Linked DNA regions of Homo sapiens: region 2 is linked to region 1. Evidence: chromatin loops called from intact Hi-C (ENCODE). Cell type or tissue: endothelial cell of umbilical vein. All regions are shown on one strand. Each heading gives the region's core, and the rest is flanking DNA. Links, peaks and the distances in the headings are about the cores only.

The links. Peaks named below come from ENCODE experiments on the same cell type or tissue, not always from the same donor. Only the 100,000 strongest peaks of a DNase experiment are listed, where the experiment ranks them.
Region 2: a loop joins it to region 1, with 6 times the contacts of the local background. A loop is called at or near these places in 2 of 110 quality-filtered maps.

Annotation. Positions count from the first base shown.
Region 1 is chr2:217,990,322-218,000,329 of GRCh38, reverse strand. It overlaps TNS1 (tensin 1), which reads left to right. Exons shown (of 33, transcript NM_001387777.1): 2 at 9,274-9,388. It overlaps TNS1-AS1 (TNS1 antisense RNA 1), which reads right to left. Exons shown (of 4, transcript NR_135524.1): 4 at 7,715-7,927. Among named protein-coding and RNA genes, the nearest start is that of TNS1, 7.7 kb to the left of the region's middle. RefSeq lists enhancers at 3,259-4,036, 4,037-4,815, 5,217-5,716, 6,327-6,376. In endothelial cell of umbilical vein, for the core only: a CTCF peak has its summit at 6,295 (motif pointing right); DNase peaks (open chromatin) are centred at 5,319, 6,389 and 6,909; H3K4me3 peaks cover 236 bases; H3K27ac peaks cover 2,998 bases.
Region 2 is chr2:217,810,981-217,820,988 of GRCh38, reverse strand. It overlaps TNS1 (tensin 1), which reads left to right. Exons shown (of 33, transcript NM_001387777.1): 24 at 2,230-3,299; 25 at 5,991-6,077; 26 at 7,173-7,304; 27 at 7,682-7,774; 28 at 8,544-8,621. Among named protein-coding and RNA genes, the nearest start is that of SNORA115, 18 kb to the left of the region's middle. RefSeq lists enhancers at 354-854, 6,413-7,612. In endothelial cell of umbilical vein, for the core only: no CTCF peak of the experiment used is centred there; a DNase peak (open chromatin) is centred at 4,438; H3K27ac peaks cover 2,126 bases.

The DNA of each region.
Region 1 (10,008 bases), core at 1,332-9,331:
CTGAGATAGTTCTTGTGCCCTAGAGTGAGTGCTTGCATCTATTGGTTCACATGTTCCTGTATGGGGAAAGCTGCAATTGTGTCATCTAAGAAGTAATATATCTGTAGTGCATAGTTTTAACAAGTCCTAGGAATAAAAATCACTTTATTAGCTGAGGAGCAGAGCTATTTATTATGCATAACTTGATTTTCTCATCAAGTGCTCCCATTTGCTATTACATATTCAAGTACGGTTTATTTAGAAAATAATTGCATGCCTAGCAATTGAGGCTTTTTGATGTTGTGCTGGAGGAGTTAGAGGTGGAGGCCCTTCCTTCCAGAGGGACTCACTGGTCCTCAGGAACTGGGAAGGGGCTCAGGGTGAGGCTGAAAGAGCCACCAGGCAGGGGCTGGGGGTCAAGTGCAGCTTTGGCTCTGCCCTGAGCCAGCTAAGTGGTCTCAAGCTGGTCACTCGACTTTTCTGGACCTCACTGAAATGTGGGCTCTATTCTCTAAGGCCACATCCAGCTGCAGACGATGATGTATTTTGTTTCCTGGAGTTGGTGTCCTGCCCAGTGCTAAGCACACATTTTTGACAGAAGGGTCCTCATGAGCTCTGGATTCCTTGTGCACAATTCCGGTCATGCAGACATCAATCTGACTCTTTGGTCCTGAACTCGTTCTCTCTAGTTTGGTTGACCTGTAAGGGCCTCCTGACTGTGGGTTTGGGAGGTAGGCTGGGCTGCATGAGAATCACCAGGGTCTGAAATAAGACTCTCCTTTTGCAAAGTTTTGCAAAGTAATGTGTGAGGCACAAAATTGGGAAGAGCACTGCCCTTTTATTCTGCAGTGTTGAAAGGAAGTGTAGCATGCTGGCCGAGAGTGCAATGCCTGGGCTGGATCCCGGGCCTGTCACTTGACAGCTGTGTGACCATAGGCAAGTAGTTTCACATCTCTGTGCTTTGGTTTCCCCACCTACCTATAGGGTTGTTCGGTTTTGAATGAGCTAATCCACACATACATTTAGAAAAGTGTCTCTCACATGTAAGAGCTCAAGAAATGTTAGTGCTTCTTGTAGGATGGCACATTTTCAAGGCTACCCAGCAAGTCAGAGTCAAGACTCCAACCCCATCTGCTGCATCCTCTGCCAGGCTTCTCCATTCTGGGAATGCTTTGGGGCAGGACATGTGGGGTCCGTGGGAATCAAGCCCTGAGAATGACGCATGAGCCCTAAGTCAGCGAAGAGGACTGTGGCGGGCAGCCCAGGGTCAGGGCATGGTGTTGGGGAGGTCGTGTGATGGAAGAAGCATCCCATCATTTGGCTTTCTAACCACACCCCCCACGCAGCTTTCCATCCTTTTCACGGATTATTATGGAGGGCCTGCTCTCTTCAAGCTGCTTGCACATACTGGCACATGATTGCAAGCAGGATGGGTGTTACCAAGAGGGAACCTCTGGGGGATGTAAGGGGGACCTAACCTGGACTGTAGGGAGAAGGTGTCAGGAAAGACTCCTCGGGAGGTGAATTTTAAACTAGATCTAAAGATGAATCTGGCCAGGCACAGTGGTCACACCTGTGATCCCAGCACTTTGGGAGGCCAAGGAGGGAGGATTTCCTGAGCCTAGAAGTTCAAGACTGGCCCGAGCAACATAGTAAGACCATGTCTGTACGAAAAATAAATAAGTTATCTGGGCATGGTGGTATGCGCTGGTAGTCCCAGCTACTTGGAGGCTGAGGTGGAAGGATCACTTGAGCCCTGGAGGTCAAGGCTATAGCGAGCTATGATTACACCACTGCACTCCAGCCCAGGCGACAGAGCAAGGCCCAGGGCCATGGAGGAAAGGCCCTGGGAAAGTTCCTCACTCCAGCGCAGGGCGTCATTGTGAGGATTAAACGAGGAAATCCAGTCCAATCCCTCACTAGAGTGCCTGGCCCCACTGATGGGGCCTCAGACTAGCCCCATCTCTGAGCAGTTCCACGACAGGACATGATTTCGTTTCAGTGCAGAAAATGGGCTTGATATTCAGAAATGTGGGCAGCCTGCATTAGGAAGGAGGAGAGAGAGAGAGAGAGAGATGCTGATGGAGAGAACTCATCTCGCTCAGGAGAGAGAGAGAGAGAGAGAGAGACACTGATGGAGAGAACTCATCTATCTCACTCAGGAAACTGAGTCAGGAGCTAAAGGCTCTTGGGCAGTGGCCTGGGAAGTGCTGGGGAAATGTCACTGTCTGCCCTCCTTCCTTCCTTGGTGATTCCTGGTGCTTGGAGACCAAGAGCATCTCCTCAGCCAGAAGATGACAGTACCTGGTCACCTGGTGTCTTGGCTTGTAACAAGTGTAGCCCCACGTTCTCTTTCTTCTGAGGGCTGGTTCATGGGAATGGGGTATAATTTCACTACAGAAAACAGAGGCCAGGCAGTAGCTTCACCCATGTGATTCTTCAGACTTGTGCTAGACTCAGAGGACACAGAGCAGATGTGTGTCTGACACGTCTACCTGGCAGGTAATCTGACACACACAGAAAAGACAACACGAATCGCTCACCGCTGCTGAGCGCTCACCATGCGCCAGGCCCCATTCCACCGACTTTACGGCATAATCTCATTTCATCCTCACAACAGCCTATGGGAGGTGACTGTCATTGGTCCATTGAACAGATTAGTAGAGTGAGGCAGAGCAAGTTAAGCACTTTGCCCAGGTAACAAGTGCAGGGGCCGTTAGACTGCAGCAAGTACTGCTGTAGGCTCAAAGAAAGAGCGACTGGGAAAAGCAGGGGACACTAAGGTAATCATATTCCTCCCCAGAATTTTAGCCTGCACTGACGCATGAGGAAGTGATCAAAATCCAAATCGAGGGGCATTCTGCAAAACATCTGTCCTGTAACCTTTAGAAACATCAGTGTCAGAAAGAAAAATGAGAGGTGGATAACGTGTCTAGTTTAAAGGATGAGAGACCCAGCCACTAAAGGCAGTTCAGGATCCTGATTGTGTCCTGAATCCAAAATGAAAACGAAAACAATGCCCCGGCTCTCATGGACATTCTTGGGGCAGTAGAATGACTGTATTAGACAGTGGGATTGTATTGATGCTGAATTTCTGAGTGTGATCATAGGAGAAGGGAACATGCGTGTTCATCTTTTCCGAAGCTTTTGCACTTTTCAAACTAAAATGAGGAGACAGCGGGTAGGGATATGGATTCTGACAGGGGTCCAGGGGTATCTGGGAAGACCCCTGCTGAGGGGATGAGGTTTGAATCAGGCCCTTGAATGTGCCTAGAAGCTGGACAAGCAAAGAGGGGAGGAAGGGCATTCTGGGCAGAGTCTTAGAGGTGCAGTGGGGTGGCGGGTGGCTGGAGAGCGTGGAGCAGCCTGGGTGGACACAGGGCAGGGAGCCGGGAAGTGGATCTTGGGGATTGGGACTGGCAGGGTGGGCTGGGTAGGGACCAATACTTCTTCTCCTGCTGGCTCCAGGGAGGGCAGGGTTTATTCTGGACATCTGGGAAGACATGGCAGCATTTGGGGTGAGTGGAGGTGCCAGACCTTACAGAGCTGTAGTTGTGATCCTGGGAGGCTGTGTAGGGGCGATGGGTGGGAGCGGCCTGGTGTCGGGGCCCAGGAGGCTGCTGCAAGAGCCCTGGGGAGAAGTGCCAAGGCCTGATATAGGGCAGAGGCAGTAGGATTAGAAAGCATAGGACGATGAATGTTTAGGAGGCAAAATTCACAGGATTTGGCAACTGGTTAGTTGGGGGTGGGGGAGGTGCAGGGAGGAGTTGAGAGTGACTCAGAGCTTTCCACCCAGGGCGACCAACAACATGGTCAGGCCAAGAACATGGCTAGGGCATGGGGGTGGGGGATTTGTGTGTGTAAAGGTGAAGTGGGGTTGGAGGAAGCTGGGATTTGAGGTGCCCATGGGACTCCCAGAAGCCAGCCGGCAGCCCCACTGGGGATCTGAGCCTTCCCCACATAAACGACGCTGGATGCCCACCAGGCCTCCCAGCCTAAGGGTGAGGGGGCATGGGGCAGTGGATGGCCAGGAGGCTGAGTGAGTGCGACAGGAGTTGACCTCCCAGGTCTGTCCTAGGCCTGTGTGTGGAGATCCCCTTCTCTGGCTTGCAGACTCTGGCCCTCTCCCCACATCATCCAGGGCTTTTTGGCCACAGGAAGGCTTGTGGGAGGCAGCGCTGAGGGAGTTTTGTAGGAGGAGCTCAGGAGCTGGGGACCCCGGGGTCTATCACCCCCTTTCATCACCACCCAACCCTCACTGCTGCTCTGCCCCCACGGGGCAGGGAGGAACCAACAAACAGACTTTCCCACCCCAGGGCCAAGGACTCTCGCCAAGGCTGTCCAAGCCAGATGTGCCACACCCCTCTGGCTGAGCGGCCCGGGCAGGAAAGCTGGGCTGCATGGAAGGAGGGAAGGGAGAGGAAGCCCCGAGGGCCACGAAAGCCCTCTGATGCTGGGTGGGCTGGTGGCAGGGTGGGGGCTAGAGCTCTGGGCTTGGAGGGAGGAGAAGAAGGACTTATAGGCTGGAGCCCTTCCCCTTTCCTGGGCCCTGGCTCTTGAGAGAGGTGGGGGTTGAGGGGTGTGGGTGTGGAGAGACCAGGCAGCTCCCAGCTGTGGCTGTGTCTCCTTTTGCCCCTGAGTTTTCCCTAAGTAGGTTCCTTTGCAGCCAGCAAAGGAAGGGCCCCGGGGTGTGCTCCGTGAGGCCGTCTGCCACTTGTCAGGAAAAGTGACGATCATTGCCCTAACAAGCCACTACCCTTGAAAAGCACTTTGCACTTTTTGGGGCTTGTTTACATCCTCTGCCTGTACCTGCAGAACAACCCGGGGGGAGGGCTGGGTAGGTACCAGGCACCCCGCTTTTCTTCTTAGCCCATATTTTTGCATCTGATTGTTAAGTTTTTTTTTTCCCCACTGAGTCTCATTATGCCTTCTTGCAGTGCCTGCCCCCTGGTTTTGGTTTTGCCTTCTGAACTTCAGATGATGTCTGGTGCCTACTTACAATAACTGTTCCTTCATATATTTGAGGATAGGAGGCTCACCGACCGTAGACTTTCTCCTCTAGCATCCTGGGAACATCAAACCTATGGGACAGCTGTTTCAACAAGACCAGCGCAGTGTCCCTGTTTCACAGCGGAACTAAGTGGATGCCAGCAGAGCCTGGGGGCCACTTGCCTGGAGGTGGCAGAGCTAGTCCCTCGCTCCTACCAGAGTTTCACAGCCTCCTCCTTGGAGGAGTGATGTCTCCTCATTCATTCCACTCTCTGAATCATCTGCAAGTCCCACCCCCATCACTTTCAGTCCCTTCATTCCAAAGGGAATGTTGTGTCATTTCCCCCTCTCTCTACACTCAGACTGTCTGGTCCAAACTCCTCATTTTCATGTGGGGACTGTGAGGCTCAGGAAAGGTCACTGATATTTTCAATGCCACATAGCCTAGAAGGCAGTTCTCCAGACTCCTCCCTCAGTGCTCGCTCAGCCAGAGCCAGAACTCAGTAGGGCTGAGGGGCAGGAATGTCCTGGGGCATCCCCTGTGGCTGCTTAGAGAGGCCTAAGCAAGGGCAGAGATGGACCTGAAGCCCTGTCCCTGCCCTCCAGGCCCCAGGGGGGAAATATTTTGTAAACTCAGATTTCTTGGGGCTGGGCTGCCAGGGCAGGCAAAACTGGGGCCCCTGGGAGAAGCTGTTCTGGAAGGCTGCACATGCCACCCATGGGGTCACTGGGCTGCCAGGGCTCTCTTCTGGGAGACTCTGCTGCCCCAACTGTGCTTTGGGAAGAAGGCCTATATCCCTAGGGTTTGGGAAAAGGGCTGGATATGGGGCATGGGGAGGGAAGTTTGCTGGGTAAGTGGCAATGGGAAGCTTTGCCTGACTTTGTGGGGTGGGAGAGACAGGCTTGTGGGTTGCCAGAGTCGGACCAGGAGAGCTGGCTTTAGGGTTTCCTTTCTGCCTCCCCCAGACAGCCCTTAAACTGAACCCCAGGTCCTCTCTCTGCACCTCCCCCACCCCCAGGCCTGGACTGCTGCAGTTGACACTGACCAGGGCCCCCACCCTGGAATGTTTGTGGCAGAAATCTAAGGGAAGTCCCCCAAGTCCAGGCCCGAGACGGAAACCAGGGGAAGTGAGATAGATGAACAGAGGAGACTTACCTGCCCCTTCTTGTGGGATGGGGGTCAGAGAGTGAGGCCCAGAGCTGCCCCACCCTCACCCCAGCCCCAGCCAAAGCTCCTAGAACCTAGCTCTCTGGAATATCAGAACCCAGGAGGTGGCTGGCTGGATCTACCCCTCAGAGGCCTCCCTGACCACCAGGGGGCACTGCTGGGCTCCAGCTCCCCACCCTCCGCAGTCCCCACTTCTAGCCTGGGCTTTTGTCTCTGCTCCCCCATCCCTGACGTCTCTGTCTGCTTCTCTCTTTGAATTTCTAACCAACTTCAGAAAGGTTGAAAATACAGTGCAAAGAACATTTGTCCCCTCCAGAACTCTGAGAGTAAGTTGCTGACATGATGCCCCACCACCGTTAAATACTTTCCTGATTTTTCTACAAGGACTCTCTTACCTGACCAGCCCCGCTATCAAAATCAGGAAATTGACATGGATACTTTAATACCATTCAGTCTAGACCCAGGGAAGTCCCGCCAGTGGTCCCAGTGATGTCCTTGTGGGCATCAACAGAATCTGGTTCAGAAGCCGCCGTTACTTTCGGTTGCCAAGTCTTTTTGCTGCCTTCAGTCTGGAAAGCTCCTCAGCCTTTCCTTGATTTTCATGACCTTGTCACTTTCGGAGATTCCAAGACGTTTAATGTGTAGGTTGTCCCTTAGTTTGGGTTGGCCTGATGTTTCCTCATGATTAGGTTCAGGTTGAGGCTTTCTGGCAGGGATACCGCAGAAGCGGCGTCTGTTCTCAGTGCACCCCTGCTCCCAGCTTGGCTTCATCATCCCATTACCGTTGCAGTGATGTTAACTTTGATCACTTGATTAAAGTGGAGGAAGCCAGGAAAAGTTACTTTCTTCTTCTTTGTAATTTCTAAGTATAATGTGGGGAGGTGCTTGGAGATGACGTAAGTATCTTGTGCCTTATCAAATTTTGTTTATTCAGTTACAGTCATGAGTCACTTAACAATGGGGATACCTTCTGAGAAATGTGTTGTTGGGGGATTTTGTCATTGTGCAAGCACTATAGAGAGTACTTATATATACCCAGACGGTACAGCCTACTGCACACCTATGCTACTGTATGGTATAGCCTATAGCTCCCGGGCTAAAATCCCGCACAGCATGTCACTGTACTGAACGCTGTAGGCTGGGAACTGTAACAGGTGGTAAGTATTTGTATATCTAAACATATCTAAATGTAGAAAAGGGACACTAAAAATACAGTATCATAAGTTTATGGGACCACTGTCATTATGTGGCGATGACTGCATTTCTGATCGTCAGCAAAGACGCATTTAAGCCATTCCTATCATCATGTATTTTGATGCTCTGATCTTCCTGGATTTGGCCTTTGGGAGCTCCTGTGTCCTTCTGTCTCTCTTTCATTCTCTGACCCCCTTGTTAGTTTCTGCGTGTCTCTGTCTCATCTCTCTCATTCTCTCTGTCTGCCTTTATCTTGGTCTTTCTTTCTTCTCTGTCTGTCTGTTGCTCCTCTCTCTCTGTCCTGTCTGCTTCCCGCACCCCTCTCTCTCCCCTGTCCTTTTCTCTTTCTCTCTGTCCCCCTCTCTTTCTATGCCTTTGCCTCTTTGCCTCTCTGGCTTTCTGCCTCTGACTCGGTCTCATTTTGTCTGTTTTTCTCTCTGTCTTTCTATGGCTTAGTCTCTGTCACTCAGGACTCACCTCTGCAGTGTCTTCAGATAGGAGTCCTAGACACGCTGGCTTGTGTGTGGGATACCATCACTCTCCCTCCTCTGGACTCACAGTCCTCCTCTCCAGCCTCTATTTCAGACCCAGGGGGCTCTGGAGCAGGTGCAAGGAGGGGAACAGGAATGAGTGGATTTTCCTCCCACCTGCTCTGCACACTGCAAGGCTGGGATCATGTCTCTGTGTGTGCGCCCACGTGTGTGGAGGGGTGTCAGAGAGGTCTGTGCCTGGGAGAGGGGAGAGAGGGAGCTGCTGGTGTCTGTGTCTTGCCCCCTCCTGCTACAGCTGGGAAGGGAATCAGGTTAGACCCCAGGGTGAGTGCCTGGGGCAGGGGATGCTTTCTGTGGGGAGTCCTCTGAATAGGCCCCCCTGCCCCGCAGTGGGGCCCAAAAGGTGGGCAGTGTCTGTGCAGGGCTTTGCATCTTAGAGCATGTTCCCATATGTGATTTCAAAGGACAGACTATCAGAGCTCCAGGGGTGTGGTGCCATCCAGAGAGAGAAACTGAGGCCTGTGGTAGTGGTGGAGTGGTGACTGACCCAGGGCTTTATGGTAAGTCAGGCTCAGAGGAAGGCTTGGGCCACCAGCCTGCCTCTCATGCATGAGGTGGTGTCATTTAGAAAAGGATAGTCACATCTCTGTGTTTTCATAATGCAAAGAATTGAAAATAAAAATAAAGATGGAAGAAGCCTTCCGGGCTGGGGCAGGGGATGGTGGAGAGGGTGGAATGGGGAGAGAATGAGGGGAAATGGCACTGTGGGGCCATGGGTTAGAGAAGCGAAGGCCCATCAGCAGTACAGTGGACAAATAAACCTGCTGCATCTACACAATGGGACGGCGCACGGCAGAGACAAAGGAGAAGCTGTGTTGGATGCAGCCACCCAAAGGGACCTCAGATTCATGGTGTGTGAAGGAAGCCAAACGCAAGACTATGCACTGGATAATTCCATCTTGAGGAGGTTTAAAAATCTGGCACCATGACTCTTTGGTGATGGAAGCCACAATAGTATTAACCTTGGGGCGAGGGGACACTGACTGGGAGGAGCCATGAGGGAGTCTTCGGGGATGTGGCTCTGTGGGGTGTATGTGTGGAACGTATCGAGTGACACATTTAAAATGAGTGCAGTCTGCTGTGTGTGAGCCATGCCTTCATAATAAATGAAAAAAAGCCAAGGTAGGAGCCATGCGGGGGCTGCAGGTCCCTGGAGCTGGACTCTCCAGCTGCCGTCTGGACTCAGGCCATGGGCCCCACCTGAGTCTGGGATGAACATCCTGTCACCCCACACCTTTCTCTGTCCCTGGGCCCTCCTCCCTCCTCTGGACCCTGAGGGGCTCTTGCCATCCTTTTCCCTGTCCCTGCCTACCTCTCCCCCAGGCTCCTCTACTCCTTCCCCAGGACCCCAGCCTTCTACCCAGGGCTGACTCTGTGCCTCTCCTCCCACAGCCAGAGGATCTGGAGGCCCCCAAGACACACCGCTTCAAGGTGAAGACCTTCAAGAAGGTGAAGCCCTGTGGGATCTGCCGCCAGGTCATCACCCAGGAAGGCTGCACCTGCAAAGGTGAGCAGCGGTCTGGGCTGTGGGGGATGGGAGCACCCATCAGGGGAATGAGATGGCTGGGCCTGGGCCAGGCTGGGACTCTGCTGTGCACACATCCTTGGGGTCCCAACCTGACGCCTTGTTCTCATCTGGTGGAGGATGCTGAGCTCACTGGATGACAAGCATGTGGGTGGGTGTGGTGGGCATGGCAGGTGGAGGGTAGCATGGAAATGGCATGCAGCTTGTATGAGGATGAATGGCATGAAGAAGGTATATGGGTGTCATGCGGGTGGCATGAAGAAGGTATATGAGTGGCATGTGAGTGGCATGTGGAAGATGCATGATTAGTATGTGGTGGCATGTGGAGGTTTTGTTGAGGGTGTGTGGATGGCATGTGGCTGGTGTGTGGATGATGCATGTTGACGATGTGTGGCTGGTGTGTGGATGATGTGTGTTGAGGGTATGTGGCTGGCATGTGGATGGCGTGTGGATGATGTGTTTGAAGGGTGTGTGGCTGGTGTGTGGTGGCATGTGGAGGTTGTGGTCAGGGTGTGTGGCTGGTGTGTGGCCTATGTGTGGATGGTGTGTGGATGATGTGTGTTGAGGGTGTGTGGCTGGTGTGTGGTGGCATGTGGAGGTCG
Region 2 (10,008 bases), core at 964-8,963, 180 kb after region 1:
AAGGACAGCCCAGCAGGGACAGAGGACTGGGCTGTGGCCATGTTGGGAGTGTGAGGCTGAGGGCATGTGGCCTGCCATTAGGGGATGCCTGGGTGGATGGATGGCTGGCATCCATATTTCTGAGTGCATCACACAGAGATGAAAGCCCAGAGGTGGGTGACAGTCCCTGCTGACAGGCTTAGTGGAGGGGTGCAGCAAGGAGCTGCTTGACTGGGGTAGTGGGGGTGAAGGTGGAGGGGACAAAGAGATGGGATGACGGCATAGGAAAGGAGGGTTGCAATCAGCTCAGGCAAGGCATCGAGTGCCAGGCAAAGGAGGAGGACCTAGGAGGTGTCGCCCCCAGGAGGGGAGACTCTGCCCTGACCATCCCTTCTTCGCCGTGCCCACTGCCCTCCCTAGCCTGGGATGTCACAGAGCCTGCAAATTCCCCTGCCAGGCCCAGTGGGTCCAGTTTGCTGCACAGTCTACATTGGCTCAATGCTGAGCCTCCCCTGCAAGTGGGGGCACCATGGGATGACTAGGGGAGCAGATGAGCAGAGGCAACTGTCTTCTGGATTCTAAGCCAAGCATTCCCCTTCCCCAGCCTCTTAACAGGCAGCAGCCTGCGTTGCTCAGGAGGCCTGACTCTGGCCGAGGGTTGCATTTCCTATTTTAAAGGAAAGGGGATTTTCCTAAGTTGTCCCAGCCACCCATTGTTGATGTTCAGTGAGCCCTGGCATTAGGAAGTTGTTCATTGTTTCTCACTCAAATCCCTCCTGCTGAAGTGTTGGCCCTTTCCAGGAAGCTAGCCTTTCTCCCCTGGGATTAGCCTTCCAGAACTCCATTTTAGTGTCTCCTTCTCTCACCCTGCTCAGCCTGGCTCTGTCTCCCACTCCTCAGAATCCAGTTTATTCTGGATTATACCAGGAGGTGGCCTTCTGCTTTGGCCCCTTCTGGGATGCAAGGTAGACTTTGCCCTAGCCTGGCCCCTGACCTTCTCCTTGCCCTTGGCTCTTGCCTGGCCCAAGAGCACACCCCCAACCAAAACCTCATATCACCCCGTGAACCTGAGCTTATCCAGCCTGGCCCAGGGAGGGCCAGCCCACAACAAGATCCTTCCAGCCTGCAGCTCCAGGTTTTGGCCCATTGGCTAAGTAAGGACCTCTCCCCATGGGGGGTTCCTGGTGCACAGCCTGCCTGCTCCCTCCCTACATACTAGTTTATGTAAGGCCCCTGTCAACCTTTGTTTCTCTCACCATAGTTGGATAGAAATTTGGGTCTAGAAGGAGTCAGGGTCACCTAATCCAGTCCTGTCATTTTCCACATGGAAAAACTTTAATAAGCAAAAAAACTCACTGGCCATCACATTGTACTGCTGTGCTTTCATCTGTCACTCCATGCAGACCTAGACTTAACTTTACAAGGGAACCTTTGACTGTGGCAATTACCCCAGGTATAGTCTCCTCTGAACTGAGTTGTTTCAGAGTCAGAATTGGTAGTGACCTCTGAGCTCATCTCATCTAACCTCCCAATGCAGGAAATTCCCTCTACAGCATTCAGGCCAATAGGTCTGTCAGCCTCTGCTTAAATGCTCCTAATGACAGGAGCCTCATTACCATGCAAGACAGCTTTCTCCATTGGTGGCCACATCCCCAGTGGCTGGAGAGCAGACCTTACAATGACCTCAAATCCCCTGATGTGAAACCTTCCCCTGTGATTCCTTGTCTTTGCTTTTTTGGAGCCATCTAGGAGTGAAAGCCCAATTCTAGCACTCTCTGTCAATGTTTAAGGATGATGATATCACACTTGAGGAAACTGAGTCAAGACAGGGCTACTCCCAGTAGGAACAGGAGCCAGGAAACTCCATTAGGAATTTCTGTGATGCTGGAGGCTATAACATGACAGCCACCTCCAGTTTCGATAGGAGAGGGCTCTTCACTTTGACATGGCTCAGGAGTGAGCATGGTGCAGTGGGGAAGACGTGGGCTTTGGAATCAGACACAGCTAAGTTGAAACCCTGGTCTTTTATAAGCAGTGTGGTACTAAGCCTACTGCTTAACCTCCCTGAGCCTCAGTTTCTTCTTCTGATGGTTCTGTAAGGTAACGTATAAAACCCTGATGTCCTTCCGCACTGCCAGTGGGACCATTCTTACTGTTGTTCATGGTTGGAGGGAGGGCAGACAGCCTGCTGTAAATCCACCCTTCATTCAGTTCTGTCCACTGACATCGCAACCTGCCATCTCTCTGCAGCACTTCAGTGGGGAGTTTCCCGTCGGGAGAGAGCAGTGACCAGGGTCCCCGGACGCCCACCCAGCCTCTGTTGGAGTCTGGCTTCCGCTCAGGCAGCCTGGGACAGCCCAGCCCGTCTGCCCAGAGAAACTACCAGAGCTCTTCTCCTCTCCCGACTGTGGGCAGTAGCTACAGCAGCCCCGACTACTCACTTCAGCATTTCAGCTCCTCTCCGGAAAGCCAGGCTCGAGCTCAGTTCAGTGTGGCTGGCGTCCACACGGTGCCTGGGAGCCCTCAGGCGCGCCACAGAACAGTGGGCACCAACACTCCCCCTAGTCCTGGCTTCGGCTGGCGGGCCATCAATCCCAGCATGGCTGCCCCCAGCAGTCCCAGTTTGAGCCATCACCAGATGATGGGTCCACCAGGCACTGGCTTCCATGGTAGCACTGTCTCCAGCCCCCAGAGCAGTGCAGCGACCACCCCGGGGAGCCCCAGCCTGTGTCGGCACCCAGCAGGGGTCTACCAGGTTTCTGGCCTCCACAACAAAGTGGCCACCACCCCGGGGAGTCCCAGCCTGGGCCGGCACCCTGGGGCTCACCAAGGCAACCTGGCCTCCGGTCTTCATAGCAATGCAATAGCCAGCCCTGGAAGCCCCAGCCTGGGCCGTCACCTCGGAGGGTCTGGATCTGTGGTTCCCGGCAGCCCCTGCTTGGACCGGCATGTGGCCTATGGTGGCTATTCTACCCCGGAGGATCGGAGACCCACACTGTCCCGGCAGAGCAGTGCCTCTGGCTACCAGGCTCCTTCCACGCCCTCCTTCCCTGTCTCCCCTGCCTACTACCCTGGCCTGAGCAGCCCTGCCACCTCCCCGTCACCAGACTCCGCAGCCTTCCGGCAAGGGAGCCCAACACCAGCCTTGCCAGAGAAGCGAAGGATGTCAGTGGGAGACCGGGCAGGCAGCCTCCCCAACTATGCCACCATCAATGGGAAGGTGTCTTCGCCTGTCGCCAGCGGCATGTCCAGTCCCAGTGGGGGCAGCACCGTCTCCTTCTCCCACACTCTGCCCGACTTCTCCAAGTACTCCATGCCAGGTGGGCCTCTCCCCCTTCCATTTTCACCTCTCCTGCTGATGAAGTAAGTAGAAGAGTGAAATATCTATCCCAGTGTCTATTCTGACATTCTCTTGGCAGACGACCCTGGGTGAATCACTGACTTCTGGGACTTAGTTTCTTTATCCGTATAAAGAGAGTTGGAGGTATCCTTACGATACGTGTGCTGTGGTTGTGGATGCTGAGATGAGGATGTGGATACAGATGAGGATGATAAAAATCATAATGAATAGTATTACTGTTATGATTATCATCGTCCTCATAGCCATTACCACTCATTGAGCACATGCTGTGTGCCAGGCTCTGAGCTGAGTACTGTGTCATTTAAGCTTCTTGGCCACTTAGTAAAGTAGGTATTAATATTATTAACCCCAGTTTACAAACTGAGGCTTAGAGGCTCTGTCACTTGTCTAGTATCATACAGTCAAGAAATGGCAGAGCCAAGGCTTCCAATCCAGGCCACGCCACCCCAAAACTAATGGTCTTCAAGCATCACTGGAGTTGTCTTTATCATGTGTCCATATCTTGGGGGTCATATTTAGCATGACCTTGAAAACCTGCCTTCCAAACCTGGATCTCCATACCTTTGCCAGCCCCACAGTGCCACATCACTCCTCGTAGACCCAACTTCATCGAAACTCATGCAGGTTTGTGCAGTGAATTCTTCACTTATCGCCAGAACTTGCCACCTTTGCCTCTACTTAGAAAGCTCATTGTCTAAACACAAAGGCCAACTTTGAACTTGACTGTGTGCACAGTGGCCCTGGATGTTTGAGGCAGATTTAGAATGTTTTGGGCAGCCTCAGATGGGCCCCAGCTCCCTAGATTCTCCCGGCGTCACTCTCAGGTCCTGCCCTGAGCCTGCCAAGCCAGGACACCTAGAATGACCCTGCACTGCCTGTTTCCTGCCGCCCACCGGGGACATCTGGTTCCCAGCCCCTCTCCTTGAAGGATGCAAAACTTCTAGTAGCTGGGACACTTCCTGTTTCCCACCATCTTCCCTGCTTAAAATAGCCTTTGGAGTCAACACAGGAAGGCACGTGGGACTGCAGCCGCCTCTGACAGCTCGTTAAACAGGCCACGGCAGCAGTGGGGCCTGGGGCTTCAGACAGAGAAAGGCAGCCTGCAGCAGTTGCATGGCCCAGCTGCCTAACCCAGAGACCTTCCTTAGCACACGGCTGCCAGGAAAGGGAGCTGACCTCTCCCCTCACACTCGCCCGGAGACAGATCCCAGAAGCATAAGGGAGTGTAAATCATAGGTTGAAATTGACTAAGCACTGGAGACACAACTTGTGTCTCCTGATCTGCTCTCTTAACTTTGCAGTGTCTTTCATGCCAACTTCTGTCTCTGAAGACAGGAGAGGAAAAATGTGGAATCCTCATCTTTTTCTGTTCTCCCTCCCTTTTTGTGTTTTCTTTGGTGCCAAAAGCTGAAGGAAGAGGTTGAGAGTGAGGGCCGCACATCCTGATGCTTAGACAGGAAGATACAGTTTAGCTGGTCCTAAACTGACTGCTAGGGCCTCTTACCAAGGTCACCATCTGTGTGACTTGGGCAAGTCACTTCTCATCCCTGAATTCCTCCTTTTATGTAAAATTAGGCAGTTGGACTGTGTCCTGTCTGAGCTCCCTCCAGAATCTAATGTTCTATGACAAATTCCCAAGGTCTGCAGAGTCTGGGCATGGGTGTGTGTGGGGGTGCTGTCTGCCTGAGAAGTGGGGTGCCTGACATGCAGTAGATGGCCTCTAGATTCTAGGCCAGCCATCACCTGTTTGATCCAAAGAGAAGTGATTTTTTTTTTGTTCTATGTGATGCAGAACATAGGCCTTCCCTGTGGAAAGTGAGGAGAGGCCTGGGGAAAAGGGGGAAGAAATGGATCTTTCTGCCCTCATCTTCATGGTGGGTATGCTGAAGTTGAGAAACTGAACCTGTGGAGAAAGGTTCTAGAAGCAAGTGTTTTAGGCCATGGGAGAAAAGCTGTAGGAAGGCTTTAGTCACAGTCTTCTAGGGAAAGGGGGACACGGGGTGGAGGAAGGCTTTCAGTGGGCTCTGTGGGAATGCAGTGCCAGGCCCTCCACCAGGAGGTGGCTCAGCCACCCAGATGGCGGGCAGGGGATAGGGGATGGATGAGGAGGCCGAAGGTCCCTTCCACTGTGTTCGCATGGTGTTCGAGGACATCAGCTTTTGATGTCAGTTTCCTGGGGCTGCCATAACAAAGGACCATGTGCTTAGTGGCTTATAAATGACAGAAATATGTTCTCTCACAGTTCTGGAGGCTAGAAGTCCAAAATCAAGGTGTTGGCAAGGTTGGCTCCTTCCTGATGTTCTAGGGGAGAATCTGTCCCAGGCCTCTCTCCCAGTTTCTTGTGGCTGCCAGCATCCTTGGTGTCCCTTGGCATGTAGACGCATCACCCCAGTCTCTGCCTGCACCTTCCATGGTGCTCTCCCCTGTGTGTATCTCTGTCTCCTCTCCTTGTAAGGACACCAGGCATACAGGCATACTGGATTAAGGCTCACCCTAATCCTGTGTGACCTCATCTTAATTTGTCTACATCTGCAAAGACCCTATTTCCAAATAAGGTCAAATTCACAAGCACTGGGGGCCAGGACTTTGATGTATGTTTTGGGTGAACACAATTTAACCCATAACACTTTCTTCCCTTCTCCTGCTTTAGACAACAGCCCGGAGACGCGGGCTAAAGTGAAGTTTGTCCAGGACACTTCTAAGTATTGGTACAAGCCTGAGATCTCCAGGGAGCAGGGTGAGTGCTGGGCTCTGTGGTGCATCAGAGGCCATAGCTGGCTGAGGCCTGCTGTGTCTTCCCTGGGCAAGGAACAGAGGCAAATTCAGTCCTCTTTGTAGCAGGGGGTCATCACAGAGGGGGCTGGGGTTGAAGCTGGACAGTAGGAAGCACTTCCTGCAGTGAAGTGTGGGAACACAGAAGCAGTAGTTGTAGACACCTCTTGGAAGGGTTCTTAAAAACAGCAAAGCCTTGGTTTTCCTGGGCAAAGTAAAAGGTCTGCTAAGATAATATGAAACCTTAGCTCTCTGTCTGCCTGATGTGGGAGGTTTTTGCATTTTACAGGGAGAGAGAACAAAGTTGGGAATAGGGGAATGATTCTCAGGGGAAGGCTGGGTGTGGGACAGGGGTCAGCAACGGCAGCCCATGGGTCAAATCTGGATGCTGCCTGCTTTTGTAAATGAAGTTTTACTGGGGCGCCCCCACACCTGCTGGCTTGCATCCTCCCTGTGCTGCTGTCCTGCTGCAGTGGCAGAGTGGAGTAGTTGTAGCAGAGGCTGCATGGCCTGCGAAGCCTGAAATATTTACTCTCCGGCCATTTACAGAGTAAGTTTGCCAGCCAGGTGTGGTGGTGCACACCTATAATCCCAGCACTTCAGGAGGCCAAGGCAGGGGGATCACTTGGGGCCAGGAGTTCGAGACCAGCCAGGGCAACATAGTGAGATCCTGAATCTACAAAAAACAAAAAGAAAATGAGCCAGGCAAAATGGCACACACTGAATAGTGGCCTGTGGTCCCAGCTACTGGAGAGGCTGAGGTGGGAGGATCACTTGAGCCCAGGAGGTTGAGGCTGCAGTGAGCCATGATTGTGCCACTGCATGCCAGCCTGAGTGACAGAGTGAGGCCCGGTCTCACAAAAACAAACATAAAAACCCAACAGAATAAGTTTGCCAACCTGAGTACAGGAAGACCCGTAGGAGTAGTTAAATTTTAACTTTAAAGAAAATTTGTCTCACCTAAGAAAGAACGAAGGTCGGTAGGCTCAATGAGACTTAAGTAAAACTAGCGCCACCGAGGTCTTGCTTCCTCCTCTCTCCTTGTCCCTTCCCCATGCAGCCATCGCGCTCCTCAAGGACCAGGAGCCGGGGGCCTTCATCATCCGCGACAGTCACTCCTTCCGAGGCGCGTACGGGCTGGCCATGAAGGTGTCTTCGCCACCTCCAACCATCATGCAGCAGAATAAAAAAGGTAACCTCATCTCCCAGAATGGGGCTCAGGACCAGGTGAGCTTTACAGTCGCTAAACCTGGAGGTGCTGGAGGGACCCAGGGTGCTGGGCAGGACCTTAACTCCCATCAGGCTCTTCGGAAGAGGGTGTCTTGGGCTTGGTGATGGTTGAGGTCAGAGATTGGGAAAGCAGGACGATTGGGTGCCTGCCATGTGTTTCCTGAGGGGTGGGAGAGCAGCAGTGGGCTCTGCAGTCCATGGGGCTCCAGCCACGTTCTCTCTTCAGTCATTTCTCCCATCTTGGCCCCGCACACTGCGGAAGTTTTGAAGCAGTCTTGGGAGGTGGTGGGAGGAAGCCATGGGCAGGGACTGAGCCTTATTTCTTTCTCTTTGTCCCAGGAGACATGACCCATGAGCTGGTCAGGCATTTTCTGATAGAGACTGGCCCCAGAGGAGTCAAGCTCAAGGGCTGCCCCAATGAGCCAAACTTCGGTGAGCTGTCCCCCTGCCCCCATCTCTACAGTCTGGCCTGAGTCTTGGTCCTGTCCTGGGTTCCTCCAGGGGTCTGACCCCAAGTTCTTTCTGACAGGCTCTGCCAGTCACCCTTGTCATAAATTCAGCAGAGAAAATGAATGAAAGCTTCTCTCCCTCCGCAGTGCGGCTCCTAACTCTGCCAAACTGCAGTCTGTGTTTGTCCGACCCAGCTGGGACTTGTTATCATTATAACTGGAGTAACAATGGTAAAATCAGCTGCCTTAATTGACCACCTACCATGTGAATGTCACAGTCTCAGCACCTTCTATCACATCTGGCCTCACAACCATCCTGTTTGGTAGGGGTCATCCTCCCTAATAGGGAGGAATTGACACATGAAAAAACGAGAGTCATCAAAGTTACATTTACCTGAGAACCAACAGGTGAGAAGTGACTGAGCTGGGATTGGATCCCACAATTCTCTGATCCTTCTGCCCTGTTCTCAGAGGAGCCCCAGTAACTGGGGTGCATTAGGAGCGATGTTAGGAGGAACTTTCTGCAAAGGAAAGTTGTTAGGTAACTTTATGACTGCGAGAGTGAACCTTGGGAATCTTCTCTGTTGGATCTTGTTCAACAAGAGGGTGTGAATTTTCAGCTTTGGTGGTGGGTTGAGGTAGAGGTAATAAAGAAGTGGAAGATTGTGTGTATCGGTGTAAGGGTAGAGGTGGAGGTTTCCCTTCTGGCTTCCAGTATCACTGCCCATGACATGCCGTCTGCCTCCCTACAGGATCGCTGTCTGCCCTGGTCTACCAGCACTCCATCATCCCATTGGCCCTGCCTTGCAAGCTGGTCATTCCAAACCGAGGTAGGAACGTGAGACTCCTGGCTCACCACCCACACCCTTGAGCTGGCCCTTGTCATGTCTTGATCCTGCCAGCCACTCCGGACATGGGCCAGGGCTGGAGGACACATGTCATTTTGCCAGTCTGGAGAAACTCAAAACTACTCTCCTTTTCTTCCTATTAAAAAAGAAGAAAAAATTTATGAAAAAGCTTGACTCCAGGAGCATACATAAATGGACTTGCCAGATTGTTCAGGAAAACTCTCCGTATGAAGAAATTCATATGGAATCCTCAGACCACGTCGTCCCAGGGATGACAGGAGACAGAAGTAGGGGACAGGAGACATGTCCTGGAGGATGAGATGGGCATCTGGGGAAGAGAGTGGGGAGGCAGACTGAGGTGTTGAGGGGTTGGTCTGGATGGAGAGGAGAGAGCAGCCTCAGGAAAGAGAAGGCGGTGCCTAAATGTCGCCAGACTTTCTAATCTGTGTGCTGGGAGGGTGTTCCCTGACTAAGGGGATGCTGAGCTGTTAGGGAAGAGCAAGTCCTGTTTTGATTGTGGGAAGTTGGAATGGACTCCAAGAGCATGAGGACATGCAGGATGAGAATTTGAGTGAGACGGCAGGGCTAGGGAAGGAGTGTTTAGCTTCTCTCATGGAGGCGCATCAGCCCTGGAGCGTGGCAGGTGGGCACCTAGAACTCCTCCCAGCATAGGCCTCTACTGCCCAGCCCTCAGCAACACAGGGCCCACCTGAGGGTCACTGGCCTCACCCGCAGTGCAAGGTCTCGGAACGGTCTGGGCTGCCTTCTCCCCACTCTGTCTGTTCAACAATAGGACCTTCAGAAGCGCTCCTAGGCTGTGGCCCTAGGATTTTTTTCTAGTCTTTCTTGGAGCTCCTGGGGCTATGCCCACACATAACACCGCCAGTATTTTTGGACAATTTCTACTTATCCAATTCAGTTCATTGAATTATTAATGGTAATGGACCAATATTATTAGCTTATAAGTTCAAATACAACTTAAATAGCACTATTAACCAATGACACAATTCAGACATGAATTGAATTATATTCCTATGGAATTCACCATTGTAGTTCAGCAATTAAAAAACTGTTTAATATTTAGATTGTATAAACCTGTTGTTTTCAAAGTATGGGCCTAGACCGGCAGTGTCAGCATATCCCAGGGACTTGTTAAAAAATGCAAATATTGGCTGGGCATGGTGGTTCATGCCTATAATTTCAGAATTTTGGGAGGCTGAGGTGGAAGGATTGCTCGAAGTGAGGCATTCAAGACCAGCCTGTAGAATATCAGAAGACCCTGTTTTTACAAAACAGTAAAAAAATTATCCAGGCATGGTGGCTCATGCCTGTAGTCCCAGCTACGCTGGAGGCTAATGTGGGATAATCT